Regions from separate parts of the Homo sapiens genome. Here all the other regions are linked to region 1. Evidence: chromatin contacts called from ENCODE Hi-C or POLR2A ChIA-PET data. All regions are on one chromosome and are shown on one strand. The core of a region is the stretch at or near the end of the contact, and the rest is flanking DNA. Distances in the headings are between cores, read along the strand shown.

What was found. Hi-C counts contacts between places; a loop is a spot of excess contacts on that map. ChIA-PET counts read pairs that join two places held with the same protein, here RNA polymerase II (POLR2A). Pooled maps may share reads with other maps.
Region 2: a loop to region 1 is called in a map of colonic mucosa, with 3 times the contacts of the local background. The contact joins two enhancer-like sites. A Hi-C loop is called at or near these places in 2 of 168 maps with a recorded cell type or tissue (Caco-2 and colonic mucosa) and 3 of 50 pooled maps. POLR2A ChIA-PET finds 5 or more read pairs at or near these places in 1 of 52 experiments (PC-9).
Region 3: a map of PC-9 shows a loop between it and region 1 (4-fold over the local background). The contact joins two enhancer-like sites. A Hi-C loop is called at or near these places in 1 of 168 maps with a recorded cell type or tissue (PC-9) and 9 of 50 pooled maps. POLR2A ChIA-PET finds 5 or more read pairs at or near these places in 3 of 52 experiments (BJ, K562 and MCF 10A).
Region 4: a loop to region 1 is called in a map of mucosa of descending colon, with 3 times the contacts of the local background. The contact joins two enhancer-like sites. A Hi-C loop is called at or near these places in 1 of 168 maps with a recorded cell type or tissue (mucosa of descending colon) and 3 of 50 pooled maps. POLR2A ChIA-PET finds 5 or more read pairs at or near these places in 1 of 52 experiments (K562).

The regions. Positions count from the first base shown.
Region 1 is chr13:73,700,879-73,704,435 of GRCh38, reverse strand. All of the region lies in intron 7 of KLF12 (KLF transcription factor 12), which reads left to right. Among named protein-coding and RNA genes, the nearest start is that of LINC00393, 41 kb to the right of the region's middle. Within about 2 kb of position 1,960, at least 5 of the 41 ENCODE cell types and tissues checked have a DNase peak (open chromatin) inside an H3K27ac peak, as active enhancers do.
Region 2 is chr13:73,192,445-73,196,001 of GRCh38, reverse strand. No RefSeq gene overlaps it. Among named protein-coding and RNA genes, the nearest start is that of KLF5, 140 kb to the right of the region's middle. Within about 2 kb of position 1,546, at least 4 of the 41 ENCODE cell types and tissues checked have a DNase peak (open chromatin) inside an H3K27ac peak, as active enhancers do.
Region 3 is chr13:73,247,317-73,250,873 of GRCh38, reverse strand. No RefSeq gene overlaps it. Among named protein-coding and RNA genes, the nearest start is that of KLF5, 190 kb to the right of the region's middle. Within about 2 kb of position 1,978, at least 4 of the 41 ENCODE cell types and tissues checked have a DNase peak (open chromatin) inside an H3K27ac peak, as active enhancers do.
Region 4 is chr13:73,397,640-73,401,196 of GRCh38, reverse strand. No RefSeq gene overlaps it. Among named protein-coding and RNA genes, the nearest start is that of LINC00392, 160 kb to the left of the region's middle. Within about 2 kb of position 1,781, at least 5 of the 41 ENCODE cell types and tissues checked have a DNase peak (open chromatin) inside an H3K27ac peak, as active enhancers do.

The DNA.
Region 1 (3,557 bases), core at 711-3,210:
GAGTCCAAGAAATCTCTCCAACTGGAGACATTGACGATTTGGTACCTGAGTAGATGGAATTACTGTTTTTCCAGAAAAACCGGAAGAGGAACATGTTTAGGTGGCAAATGCTGAGCAAGTTTTGCTCATATTGAAGATGCTTTCAGACCACCAGTTGGAAATGTCCTGTCTCCCTCTCTGGCGCTTAGGAGAGAGACTGAGGTATAGCTGCTTAGGAGTCTTTTCCCTTATAGGTTGTAGTGGAAGACATATGAGCCAAGAGGAACACCTGCCACGCGAGAAGTTAAGTCAAAATCTTTGGAAACGTTTATGCAACAGGTAAAGGAAGAGGTCTCTGCAAAAGAAACCAAGGAAAAAGTAACCAGTCACATAGGAAAAGAAAGGTCACTACGTAGAAATGAAAACTCAGAACAGCCAAATAAAATATTGTCTTTTGACCTTGAACTTTTTACTTACACTAAAGTTCACTTTTATTATGGGATATTTTAGTTCACTTATATCGGATTTCTGGGTGAGAAGGGCTAGCCTGTGTTTGTTAACACTATTGTCTGTCCTGTGAGTAGTAGCTCACATTTGCAGTCTCCGTGCCCAGTTCTGACCAGATATCCTGGTTTATGACAGCACTAATTTAAAATGTTGAGAGGCAGGGTGAGTGGCAATTGAGACACATGCTAACTGGGTGACGACACTGGGTGAAGTGGGGTTAGTTATTGCAACGACTTCTTTAGGAAGTTATCAAAATTAAATGAGGTAATATCCATAAAGCTCTTAGAGCAAAGTATGGTACATGGAAAGTACTATATGCTTTAGCAAATATAATTTTTATCAACAATACTTATTAGAGAATATGCAGTATTATTTAGAGGAGGAAAGAAGGAACCCACTTGGTCTTCATAATACCTAATGAAAAAGATAGCCAATTAATTCAGTCCAGGCAATTCAGTAGGATGGAGACTGGCATATTGATTACTTATTTGATTGAATTGACAGGACCAAATGGACATTATGGAATAGATTGGTCTGCTTGGCCTATAAAGTACCTTTATACTTTAAAATGTTAAGAAAATCGCATCAGGATTGGCATCTGCTTACCCCAAAACTATAATTAATTGCTGAAAAAATAGCAAACAGGATCCATTTTTAACTTTATATTATTTTTATTTCTTTATAAAAACAGAAATACCCTGAATTTTGTAAATATAAAATATCCTTTATTGAGTGGGTATTATTTGCCAGGTATGTAGTGTGTGTATTTTTGAGTTTCCCAACAGTGCTGCAGGAGTAAATGGCATTCCTGTTTTACAGATGAGGAAACTGGGAAACTTTCAAACTGGGAAGCTTTCAGAAAGCTTAACTTTTTGGCCTTGGATCAATCTCATATAGGTGACTAAGCCTGTATATGGCTGTGTGCTCTTTCAGATTTCAAAACCTGTGGTATTGTATGCTGCCGTAAACTATGAAGAGGTATAGCCGCCTGGTCTGTCTGCAGACAAGTCAGGGGCCTTGTAATCTCAGCTCTTTCCCCGCCTCTAGGTTTCAGTTTCCTCATCTTGAAGGTACCTAATTTCCTTCCAGATCTAGATTCTGTGAACTTTCATGAACTAATGTAACAGAAACCAGAAGACAAGATAGGAATCTTGATTCTTGTTTTTTTCCTCATATGCAAATACCATTCCTCAAGTGAAACAGATTGTCACAGCAAATACGTTGAGCCTTGAATGTAATGAAGCTCATTTGTCAGTGTCTGGGGCCCCGTAACTTTATAAAAGTTAAACAGGGACACGTTTCAGAAATGCACTTCTGAACCTAAGAAAATGCCTGTGCTTCCTGTTGCAAAAGGTGTTCCTTTTCAGTTGCTTGAGAAAATAATAGAGAAGCTGATGAGAACATGGATGTTTTGTTTAACACAGGCTTTTTCAAACTGCACATTCCTCTTATGTGCGTTGCTCACACGTCATTTTAATATGAAAGGGCACCTGTCTTTTGTCTCAGTACACATGTACCTTTCAGCATTTCAGATGGCGAAATGGGAGGTACCTGAAAAAGTTATTTTTGTTTGGTGGGTTTTGGGAATCCATTCAATACCTGGTGTTTTCTTTAGACTTTATTCTGCCTTCTGCTGGGTAAATGTCATGGAAATGCACTTAGTGACTCTTAATCCTTTTCTTTAACCAAAATTGAAAGAGACAGCCGTTTTCATAATCCATCAGTTGGTTATTTCAAGAAAAAACAAAACAAAACCCTGATGTGAGTTTTTGTTTTCCCAGAACACTTAGTCTATTTAAATAATACCTACATTTTTATATGCTGCATATACATAGAAAGTTGTATTTAACATGAACTCCGAAATGGAGTTACAGAGTTTTCAGGATGAACAATAACAACCACACCTCCCCCACCCTTTTTTTGTGTGTGTGTGTGGTATGTCGTCTTTTTTAACATTTAGAGGACTATTTCACTTTAAAAAACAGATGCTCTTCTTATTAGTGTTGGTTAACACGTTTCTTTTTCAGAAGTTTTCCTAGTTTAGTCCAGGTTTTTCACAGAACTGGAGAAGCACAGGTTGTGGTGAAAATGGTCATATTCTTTTTTTTTAAATACAAAACCTGGAAGTGGCCTAAGGATTTATCATGGGACATAGAGACCATCCCTTCAGAATTGAAGACCTAGAAGTTAATAAGCTATACACCAAGCACTGGCATGGTATCACCCAGCTAGCCACCCGTTACCCAACTAGTGTCCTTTGATTTTTCTCTTTACATCAAAAATGTAATGTCTCAACTTAAAAACAAAAAAAACTTATTAAGATTTATTGGCAAAGAAATGCACAATACCTTTTTCTGTAAGTTTGCTCTTTCATAGATTTAATATAAGAAACCAAAATCAAAGATTATCAAATCAAAGTAAAGTCAAAACTTTAGATTATTCAGAAAAACATAAAACACATTTTTAAAGACTATTGTCAAAAGAGGTTGACTGTGTACTTGTGAGTTAGACAAAAGAAGCAAAGAAGGTAGGTAGGCTGTCTTTATTTTTAGCTTATTTCCAGAGAAAATAGTTTTGAATAACACATTTGCACATTCCTCTTATGTGTGTTACAGAATTCAAGTAATTTGAAGAATTCTAATTCAAATGAGTTTAGGGGAAATGCATTATTTCTAAAGAAATTAATAGAAATCAAGTTTCTGATCACCACTGCTCAACCTGATGCAGAGTCGCCCAGGTGCAGCAGCAGCCCAGGCCCTGGGAGGGGTCTGACTCCATTTATTGTCCCAGCCAACTCTTTTCATAGGAACATTTTCATGGAAAATTCACCATTCTGTCCCTGCTGCTGACTTCTTAAAAATTATATTTAGCTTTCTATTTTCTAGCAAGTTTTTAAAGGAAAGAAGACAAAAAAGACAATTCTGTTCTTTATGATAGCCTTTCAGGGCTCATTTACACATACTACTGGATATCTTACAAACTTAATTATCTTTCTAATTAGTTTTTTTACTCTCATCATGAAGTTAGTTTCTGCTGTCTTAATGTGTTTATAAGATTGTGTGCTTTAAATT
Region 2 (3,557 bases), core at 297-2,796, 510 kb after region 1:
GACAAGGCAGGCGGATCACGAGGTCAGGAGTTCGAGACCAGCCTGGCCAACACAGTGAAACCCTGTCTCTACTAAAAATACAAAAATTAGCCAGGTGTGGTGTGGGCACCTGTAGACCCAGCTACTCTGGAGGCTGAGGCAGGAGAATTGCTTGAACCAGGGAGGCAGAGGTTGCAAGTGAGCCAAGCTCATGCCATTGCATTCCAGCCTAGGCAACAAGAGCAAGACTCCATCTCAAAAAAAAAAAAAAAGATACATCCCTTCCCCTAAAAAAAGGTGTAGTGGGTGATTAATTTGATTCTAATTTGGTTAATTCTGCCTAAAAATAAAGCAAAGTTGTATAAAAGAGGTAATATTTGAGCTAAACCCTAAATTATTGGTAGGATTTTGATGGAGAAAGGAAAAGCTGTATTCTAGCTTATCCTAAAATGTATTCTACAAAAGGACAATCATTTGTAGGCATGCAAACCAAAAGCCAATTACACCTTCCAGAAAGGAACTATTATTTTTTAAATACTCATCTGAAAAGAAGAAATATTCAGAATATTTTATGCTAAGCTCAGACTTACTTGTACCAGAAAATACTTTCTGAGCTTGTGAGTCACTTAGTTACTTAAAGAATAAAATTCTGAAAGAAACAAGATTATATTGTGTGTCAGTGACCATGAAGGTTGAATTCATTTACCTAGAACAGTTTCTGTTGACTTAACTATGCTTTAAGTTTACTTCTCTAATTCTGTAATGAAAGTAGCAGAGCTGGTTACAGGGAAAATGTTCATAGTGAATCACAGTTTGAGTGCTTTTGTTCTTTTTATTATTTTTTTCTTAGAGCATGTCTTGGTAATTTCTAACTCCAAGCTTATTTTATTGAAGTCTTCAATTTATAACTAAATCTGTTATTATGCCAACAAACTTGATCTACATATTTTATTTATTTATCATTGATTTTTTAAAAGAAATGAGGTTTTTCTAACCAAAGTCAATTTGGAGTCAAAATAGATGATATACACTAAAATTTCATGAGGAGTTTTCTATGAAGTCATTTGAGGAAACAAAAATCACAAGAACTTTTGAATTAAAACAAGTTTATTTTTGTTGCCAAATATTTTTAAAATAATAATTCTGCTTTTTAGCACCTGTGTGCTTTTTAGTCAAACACACCAAAACGCCACCAGGTTGAGAGGAGCAATCTGAATACTTTAAAAGCTTTAAAAAATAGATTTAGCAGGTAATTATGATTTTTATATCATAAAATTTTATTAAAATCTCCTCTGTCTCTTGTTTATTCTTCCACTTTACATGTTTAATCTCAACTGCCTTCACATATCAACCTCATTTACTCAAGCAGAGATAAGACCAGCGGGAAAGAGAAAAACGTACCTTATTATTTCAAGTCGACAAATAGTTATTGAGTGCCTATCTTGTACAGAACTATGCTAGGTGCTCTGGAGAATATGAAAGTAGCATGATACCTGACCTTTGTCCTCATCCTTGTATAGAGAGATCAAATCAGTGGGGCATTGCAAAACAGTGCAATATGAGAATAAATGTTCATGGCATGGGAGGGGCACAGACAGGAACTCACAGATTCAGATAAGGAAGGGCTCAGGTTGAGCTACAGTGGAGGGAAATGATGGCCTCCAGAGAAGATCTCGGCCTTGGGGGATGAGTTTAAAGGGTCAGATGGGTAGAGAGGATAAGCAAGCCCAGGCAGTGACATGAGCACAGATGCAGAGACAGGAAGGGGTAGATTGTATTTGAAGTTCTAGTTTGGCCAAACTGAGATAAACTCACCATTAGGGAGAGTGGGATAAGGTTGGAGTAGTTAGGAGCAACTTTGCAGGCAGTCTTAGAAGTATTATGCAGGCAATAGAAAACCATTCAAATGTTGTGAGATGGAAGATGACCCAGCAAAACCAACTTTTGGGCACATTCCTACTGCAACTCTGTACAGAGGAATATTATAGAAGTGTAGGATAGAAGGGTATTTGACTTTCCAGATGTGAGGTGATGGGAATTTAAATCATTAAAAATACTTAACTAGGAGGCCATTGGGCTAAGATGGCTCCAGTGCCTTGGGTTCCGACATAAGCAAACCAAATCCCAATTTGATGTAAACAATAAAGCAAAATCTAAGCTTAACCAATTAGAAACCACCAAATAACCTTTAGCTAGAAATCTGACCAATCAGAAACCACCAACTGACCTCTAACTAGGGACTTTTCACATTGGCTAATCAAATGTTTTCTCTGTCTTGCTTCCAAGAATACTTGATGTTTCCTCTCTCACACACTTCCCACACCTCATGGAGTGCTGAACCACTTGAGGTCTGATGATGCTCAATTCATGAATTGCTGAATGCTTAAATTCATTAAAATTTTAATATGACTAAATGTATCTTTTAACACAATTATGGTTGGTGGTAGTAGAAAAAAATAGAAAAGAAAAAAATGGAAAAAAAGAAAAAACAAGAAAAGAAGCCAGGCATGGTGGCTCCTGCCTATAATAATTCCAATTCTTCAGAAGGACAAGACGGGAGGATTTCTTGAAGCCAGGAGTTTGAGACCAGCCTGGGCAACACAGTGAGATCCCGTCTCTACAAAAAATTTAAAAAAAATTAAAAATTAGCAAGGCATGGTGGCATGTGCCTATAGTCCTAGCTACTCAGGAGTCTGAGGCAAGAGGATCACTTGAGCCCAGGAGTTCAAGGCTGCAGTGAACTGTGATGGCACCACTGTACCCTAGCCTGGGCAACAGAGCAAGACCCTGTCTCTAAAAAAATAAAAGATACTAAAAAATAAAAAAACAAGGAAAGAATCAATTGGATCTGTGTATTGACTAATTTGAGACAGCTCTTAGATGTATTCATAAACGTAACTATAAACTCCAATCAATATGTCCAAAACTAAGCTCAGAATCTCCGTTCATCCAAACCTATTCTTCCTCTCGTTTCTCTATCTCAGTAAGTGGTACCTTTATTCTTCCAGTTGCCCAAACCAGAAACTAAAATGGAAGATGTTGCCTCGTCACTCTTCCCTTCCCACAGCCCCATCTCTAATATATCACCAGGTTATAATATTTCTCTATTATTTCTCAAGTCCACCCACTTCTTTCCAACTTTTTGCTATTTCCCTCATCAAGGCCACTGTCAGTTCTTGTGTGAATTATCACAGGACTCCTAAGACATCTCCCTGCCATTCACTATTATTAAAAAGACAACAACAACAAAAAAAAACAGATGATGGTGAGGATACTGAGAAAAGGGAACTCTTACACACTGTTGATCAGAATGTAAGTTAATACAATCACTGTGGAAAACAGTATGGGAATTTCTCAAAAAACTAAAAATATAACGACCATAAAATCCAACGTTTCCACTACTGGGTATCTACTCAAAGGAAAGGAAATCAGTTTATCAAAGGGATACCTAAACACACATGTTACATGTTTATCACAGCACTATTCATGATAGAAAAGATATGGAATCAACCTACATGTCCATCAATGGATGAGTGGATAAAGAAAATATGGTACATATACGCTATGGAATACTATTT
Region 3 (3,557 bases), core at 729-3,228, 450 kb after region 1:
TCAAACACCATCCAAAATAGTAATAATGATAGTAACCTTCTTGCTAGAAGTATAGCTCTATAGAATTATGAGATCAGTGAGTATCAACATTTAATTCTTCAGTAATCTGAATTTTCTCTAATTGTTGCCTTGATAACCCAGCCAGCCCTCGAAGCAGTGTCATGTTGTAGTATTGATTAGTAGTGTCCAGAGCTAAATTATCTTAACAAAAAGGCAACATTTACATTTTGGCTTCTGAAAATTTTGATCCTTGCTAAAATAAAATAAGCAAGGTTTGCCTTCAGTACTGTTAATCTACTGCTTTCCTTCCTACTGCATTATGATAAAGACTTCTAAATCTTATCTGATTAGCATTACCCTTATTTCCTTACTAGCAGAACCACTGGGAAAGGAAGGCAGGTGCCCAGTCCAGAAAACTACCTTTCTTAGCCCTTTCCCAGACAGGCATGTGATGTGGTGGCACGTCAGGGGACACTCTATAAAGGAGACTGCCTTAATCAGCAGATCCTCTTCGCTCATGCCGCTCTTCCTCTTTTTTCTTCTTGAGTCATGGTTGTGATTGCCGGAGCTGCAACAACCATTTTGTGAGCCTGAGGATGAGAGCAGAGAGCCTGATTCCTGATGACATCAGGGAGCCGCCATATAACAGACCAGCTTGCCTACATCTGGACTTAAATGAGATCAACGTAAACCCTCATCTTGTGGAAGACACTATTTCACAGTCCCTATTAGCAGCTGCAGATTATAACTTCTGATACATTCTCTAAGAAGTTTTTGCCCCATGCCCTGCCTGAGCTCCCTGCTCCGGGACACTCACCTCTCAGTCCATCACCTACTTCTACCTTTCAGAAAATGATTGTTTTCCCTCTATGCCTCAGGCCTTCTCTCTGCCAAACTCCACTCTAGCGAAAAAAAATTGTTTTCATCTTCTCAAAGATGGCTTTGGTACTTTAACTATTTTTATTTATCTTGGAATGTATTTATAAGCCACCACCTTTTCAAAAAATTTACATAAGGCAGTTTATCACCTAGCTAATCTGATTATTTAATATGCATCATTGGGGTAATAGAAGAGGTCATGGTAGAAAATAAATGAGAAAGTAAAATATAGAGACAGTTGTATTATGCCCATGATAGCTAAAGAAATAGAAATGGAATTCTTTCCTACCCAAATACCCTTATGTAAACAAACAGGCAATCTTTTTAAGCTTTTAAAAAAAACAGTTGGTGAAGATGATTTAACTAGAGTGAGATTAAATAACCACAGCAAATTAAAATGTGAGCTATCATCAATTTTTTTTCAGGGGCCCAAATGCAGCAAATTAAATGAAGTTTAGAAACATTCTTCTCAAAAACATGGGCTTCTTCTTTCGAAAACTCATTCCTTGCTGGAGTGGCTACTTCATTTGCTCTGTTTATTGTCATTACACTATCAGCAAGTTGGACCAAAGGCACTTACAAACATGTGTGATTGTTTGGGTTAAACTGCAGCTGCTCGTGAGGCTGTTCATACTGACCCCATCTGGAAGGCTGGCTACCGAAGCAGCCCTCTTTCCCTGACTATTCTACTTTCAAAGACTCTTCTCCTTTCAAAGACGATGTACACTTATCTTTTGCACCTGAGCTTGCTGAGAAGGCCATGGAGACACTGCTTTTCTGCAACCTACCTCCTTGGAGCTGTTCCCAGCTTATTCTTCTTGCCTGATTAAAGCTTAAAGCAAACTCAGAACTGGGCTCCAAATGTTGCTTTCCTATTTCCTTTGCAACTCTGTAAACTGGGTTTCTGTCTTTAAAACCCGTAAGTTCTTCCCTTCTTCTTCCTCCACTAGGATCTGATAATCAGTAGGAAAAGGAGGAGAGAGAGGAGTGGGGGACGAGGTGGGGGAAACAAACTGTGCCTGAAAAACAAAGTTGTTACTCTTGAGGCAGAAGGCTTGCTTCCAAAAGCAGTGACTCACTGCACTGAGGGACATTGTCTTGCCTAATAAGTAAAGGCATGTGGCCAAATACACACCTGCCCACAGGTAAGGAATTTAATTCTTCCCAGGACTGCAGATACCATGAGCTTTACATGCAAACATACAGCTTTGCTTCTGCATATTTGCATGGCAATGATTTCTAGATTTCCATTCCACTCCACCTCTCGGCTGTCATTTCACAAAACAAGTGAGGAAATGGCCATGTGCTTAGGAAACTCAGAAGCTGATGGTTAAAAAAATCAACTGCGCCACAGCCTCCTCTCTGAAAACTTATAATTTTTATTGGGAAATTCTGATCAACTTCGTTATGTTGTATCTTTAGTTTCTCTTATTTAAAAAATGCCTGAAATATGTGTACTCTGATTTTTTGAGGTGTTTTAATGTATCAAAAGGGGCATTTGGTTGTAATTATCAATGTTATTTCAGTTTTAATTTAAAGGACCTTATCGCAACTTTATTCGTTATGTACTATAAACGCTATCTCCACCTCTGCCATTTAATGGAGAATTTTTGATTGATGACTCTCAGATCTCTATCTCCATCCCAGATCACTTTCCTCAGACTCATATGTACCAACAAGAGATGTAGTACAGTGATTAAATGAAAAATTTTGAAAGGCAGACTACTTATGAAGCCCAGCTCCTCCATTGACTGCTTATGAAGCCCAGCTCCTCCATTGACTGCTTATGAAGCCCAGCTCCTCCATTTACTATGTGACTTTGGATAAATTACTTAATCTCTCTGCCTCAGTTTCTAAATCTATAAAATAGGAATAATACGATATTGTATTAATTCTAAGAGGGACGTTTTAACATCTTTGAATCAAGATGTGTCTTACAATGGATGGTACCTTAGATTTGATGAAATAAACTAACAATAGCTGTTAGGGTGGCTGTGGGAATTAAATTGATCAAAATATACAATTTATGACAATATTTGGTGTATACTGAGCTTTCAATAAATGTTAGCCAGTATTATTGCATTAATGGGCATATCATTTTCAATTTTCAGGCATCTCAAACTCATCTTTCCTTCAAAGATGATTCCCCTATATTCCTTATTTTGTTTAATGTTAGTCACACAAGTCAGAAACATAAAAATCATCCCTGGCCATTCCTCTCCTTAAGCCTCCACATTCAATCACTTAACAAGCTCTCTTAATTTTACAGTCTAAACATCTCCCATCTTTCCTCTTCTTGCCATGCCCACTGCCACTGCAGTCATCATCTCTGACCTGGAACACGGCAGCCTGCCGTTCAAACTCCACTTGGCCTTTAGAGTCATCTTCCTGACATGGGAATCACATTCTAACTCTCCCTGTCTCCAACTTTTCAGTGCCTCCCCAGAACCACCAGGATGAAGTTCACTTCTTGCTGGGGCACCAGAGTCTTGGGTTGTGAGGCTTCCAGACCTTGATTGGCCTCACCCTGGGCCACAAGCCTTCCTCGCCTGATGCTCCATCCTCACATGTCACTTGCCACTCCCTGAACACTCATGAAGGCTGATGTCTCTGGGCTCTTCCCTCTGCCTAAAGTGGTCATTCCCCTTTGATCCACTTGTGTGTATCCTTCAAGACTC
Region 4 (3,557 bases), core at 532-3,031, 300 kb after region 1:
CCGGCAATTGAAACTCTACTAGTAAATAATGTTATCTGGCTGGCACTTCTAGAACAAGTGGAAAGAGCAAAGGAGACTAGGAAGAAGTTGTCAGAGGGGCGGGTTAAAAAAAAAGAAGAGTGCAGTTTTACACACACACACATATATATAGATAAAGTAAGCAACAGGGTCAACAGCTGCTGAGAGCCACAAGAATTTTCTATCTTTAAATATATTTATCTATTCTAAAAGGTAGGTCTTAGCAATAATGACTTTTCAAGGAAGTCCCATAATGGTTGCTGGACTTACCCTATCCCAGAATTGACTTTAAGAGATCAATTTATGTCTACACTGGGGCATTGGAGCAGCTTGTAGAGAATTTGACTCCATTCCTACAGTCCCCTAGGGGGATCTACCCTAGTAGAAAGTGTCACTTCTGACTTCACCATGCTTGTCAGTCACACCTGTATGGTTGTAATGCAAGAGGCAACCCCCAATTAACTTGCACTGCAGTGCCAAACAAGAGCTAACAGATGATGCCATAGCGAGGTAAGGAAAGTATTCTGTTAACATCTGTGAAAACTTCTGAGATGCAGAAGGCAATGGCACATTTAGAAATTTAGCCAAAATGATAGGGTCATCCACCTCCAATTTTAGAAGAAGAAGAAGAAAAAGAAGTCAACTGGAAAATGTGCTGAGACCTAATTCAGGATGTACCAAGAACTCCTGCCTCTAGAAGGGCACTTTCACCAAAGAGTATGCCAGCAGTGCTAGTTTTGAACTCCTCCAAAGAAAAGAGGGGCTAAGAAAATGTTCCTCTGCTTCCTCAACTCCTTCCAAACCACCACACGTTCTCAAACTAGTACCATTTATACTCTGCTAGTCCCATCAGCTGCTCACTAACCAAGCAGACTTATCAGTGTTTGAATAAAGGCTTTGACATTGCTACTTTAGTTTAAAAAAAAAATGAAATCTGATTTTCGTTGGTTGCCTTCCTACTACAGATTGCACAAATTACAAAGGTGGTCACAAATGATGTCTTCCAATAATTCTGCCTTAGTGAAGTCGATAGAATGGTGGCATCCACGGAGAAAGAAATACATGAGGGGGTGATGAAGAACCATGCTCCTCAGGAAAAGGAAATACAGTCCTTGATCTCTTGTAAATACTTCCAAAGGAATAAAAGCGGGAGCAGGGAGAAATGCGCCATGACAATGTATGTCAAAACATTGTCACTCAGAATGGATGGCATAAAAGGTTAAGAGGAAGAAAAGGGCAGGCGCTGTATACAGAAATTTTCAGTTGTGTTTTCAAATCACTCGGATTTGAGGTGCTGAAAGGCCTGGAGGCCAGGGATTTATGTATAAGCGAATCATTCAAAAACGTATAAATGGCTGCCAGAGCAAAGTACAATGTTCACTTTTGAAATGACAAAAAAAGCTTTGTTTTAAGTAGGCTGAATCGACTAAAGTCAAGTTTCAATGAAGCATGTTTTTGCTTTGGGTGTCATTATTTAGTTTGGCATCCATGCCAAAGAAACCTTTTTCTCACTGCAACTGTTGTTTTTCTTCTGCTCCTACAACCCTGAAAGTCTAGGCAAGATCCTGATGCTAAATATTTAAATGAGAACTGGCTCCCTGTTTACCTTTGATTCTGATAAAGGGAGTGGGGAGCATGGGGTCTTGATTGCTTGCCAGGACTTGTAAAGCTGATAGTTGTGTGCCTTGTCTCTTGAATAATCTGGAAAATCAAGTTTAGCTGGTTTGATCAAAGAGTTTGCAAGTCAGTTGAGAACTCTTGCATGCAATAACTATAGATACTGTATACATCGAACAGCCAAAGGCCAAAAAGTGAATAGCTTTGCCAGAGATAAAGGATTATGTATGTTATGCTTGTGAATACCAAAAGAAGGAATTCTCCATTTTAATATGGATTGCTAAGGTTTGTACCGCTTAGACATTCAGACAAACAAAATACTCTAAATCTTAGGGATTTAACTCATGATGAAAAAAATTTTTAATCCTGCTGCTATCAGCCCATATGAATCCAGTGTGGAGTGAGGGAATAAACGACACACTTCCTACTGACGGTTTATCAAGAGAGAGGAGAGTAGTTTTAAATAGTTTCGGGATGAGATTGCCTCATTTTTTTGGAATCACTTTTCATCCAAATCTTCTAGCTGGAACACCTGTAGAGACAAGAAGATTTTGATGGAGATTGATGTTGATACAGAAAGGACATGGCATGCACTGTTTTTCGGACATCTTCCTTTTGGGCAAGTAGGTCACGTGGGAAAAACTCAGTTTCTCTGCCAAGAAATGATACCCTGGATCAGGAAACTATATGTCTCAACCTGAGAAATGAGAAAAATTCAAACTGGAAAAGTTCAATCAGATCATCTGCATCTGGTCTTTCCTCTGAATTAACCATCTGACTGGGTCTCACAAGCTGATTTCATGCCCTGTGCTTTTATTTTGATTTAACTAACTCAAAATTCAACACCTTTCTTGGCAAAATTATGGACAATGAATTATGGACAACGAATTGCTCCTTCAGCCAAGTGTTTCGCTTCTTAAAAGATAATATTAAATAATTTCCTACGAGGAAAACCGTTGATGAGCCACTCAGTGCCCTAGTGTGGGTAAAGAATATTATGAATACCTGCAAAAAACAGGCACTTTGATTGTGATTTCTTAAAATGGACACTGTTTTAGTTACTACTGAGAATTCCCATGAAACTACTGTTGGGAAGAGTTTTACACACACATACACACACACGCGCGCACACACACACACACTTGGCACATTGATCTGGCATTAAACTAAATTACAGGTACAGCAGTGACACATGTAAACGAATATGCCAATACAAGTCACCGAATGTTATGTGCCATGCACAACAATAGGCAATGAATTATTGAGTTTTGTAGTAATTAAAGAACTACTTTGTTGCTAAGAATCAGTGTATTACTGGTTCTTATGAATCAGAATGAATGTAAAAACATACATTCTTATTAGCTGCATTTCCAAGAGTTAGAAAGATAAGAGGTGGATCACAGGTTTCAGGGAACTATTATTAAGTTCTCATAGTATTTTCTTAATCACATGCATTTTTTAAGAGAAAGCTCAGAGTCCATATCACATAAACAAGGTCTGATTGTGGGGTTTTGAATGGCTATTGCAGGGTTTTCTTCTTTCCACGTTGTTTTTCCCCCTCACTGCACCAAATTTCACTTCTCGGAATCAGGACCTGAACCAAAGTTAAACATCATAAAGAAATTTACCTAGTAAAGACGGACTTTTATTGACTGAAAAGCATTTTTACAGTGTAATCTGCACTTTTTTAAGTCCTTGTGGAAAATCCCCTATGATTGAGTGGTACTTAAAGACTTCAAAATACGCATTGCCCATGAAGCTTTCAAAAGTCAAAGAGAGGGGACAAAGGGGAAAAAACTGGTCTATCTGACCCACCAGTCTCTTGTCTCCACAACAAAAAGACTGCTTTTATGAGCCGCCCTGCTCATTGGCCTCACCACCCTGCCTGGCCTCTCGATCTTGGGGCAATGCCTGCTCTCTGG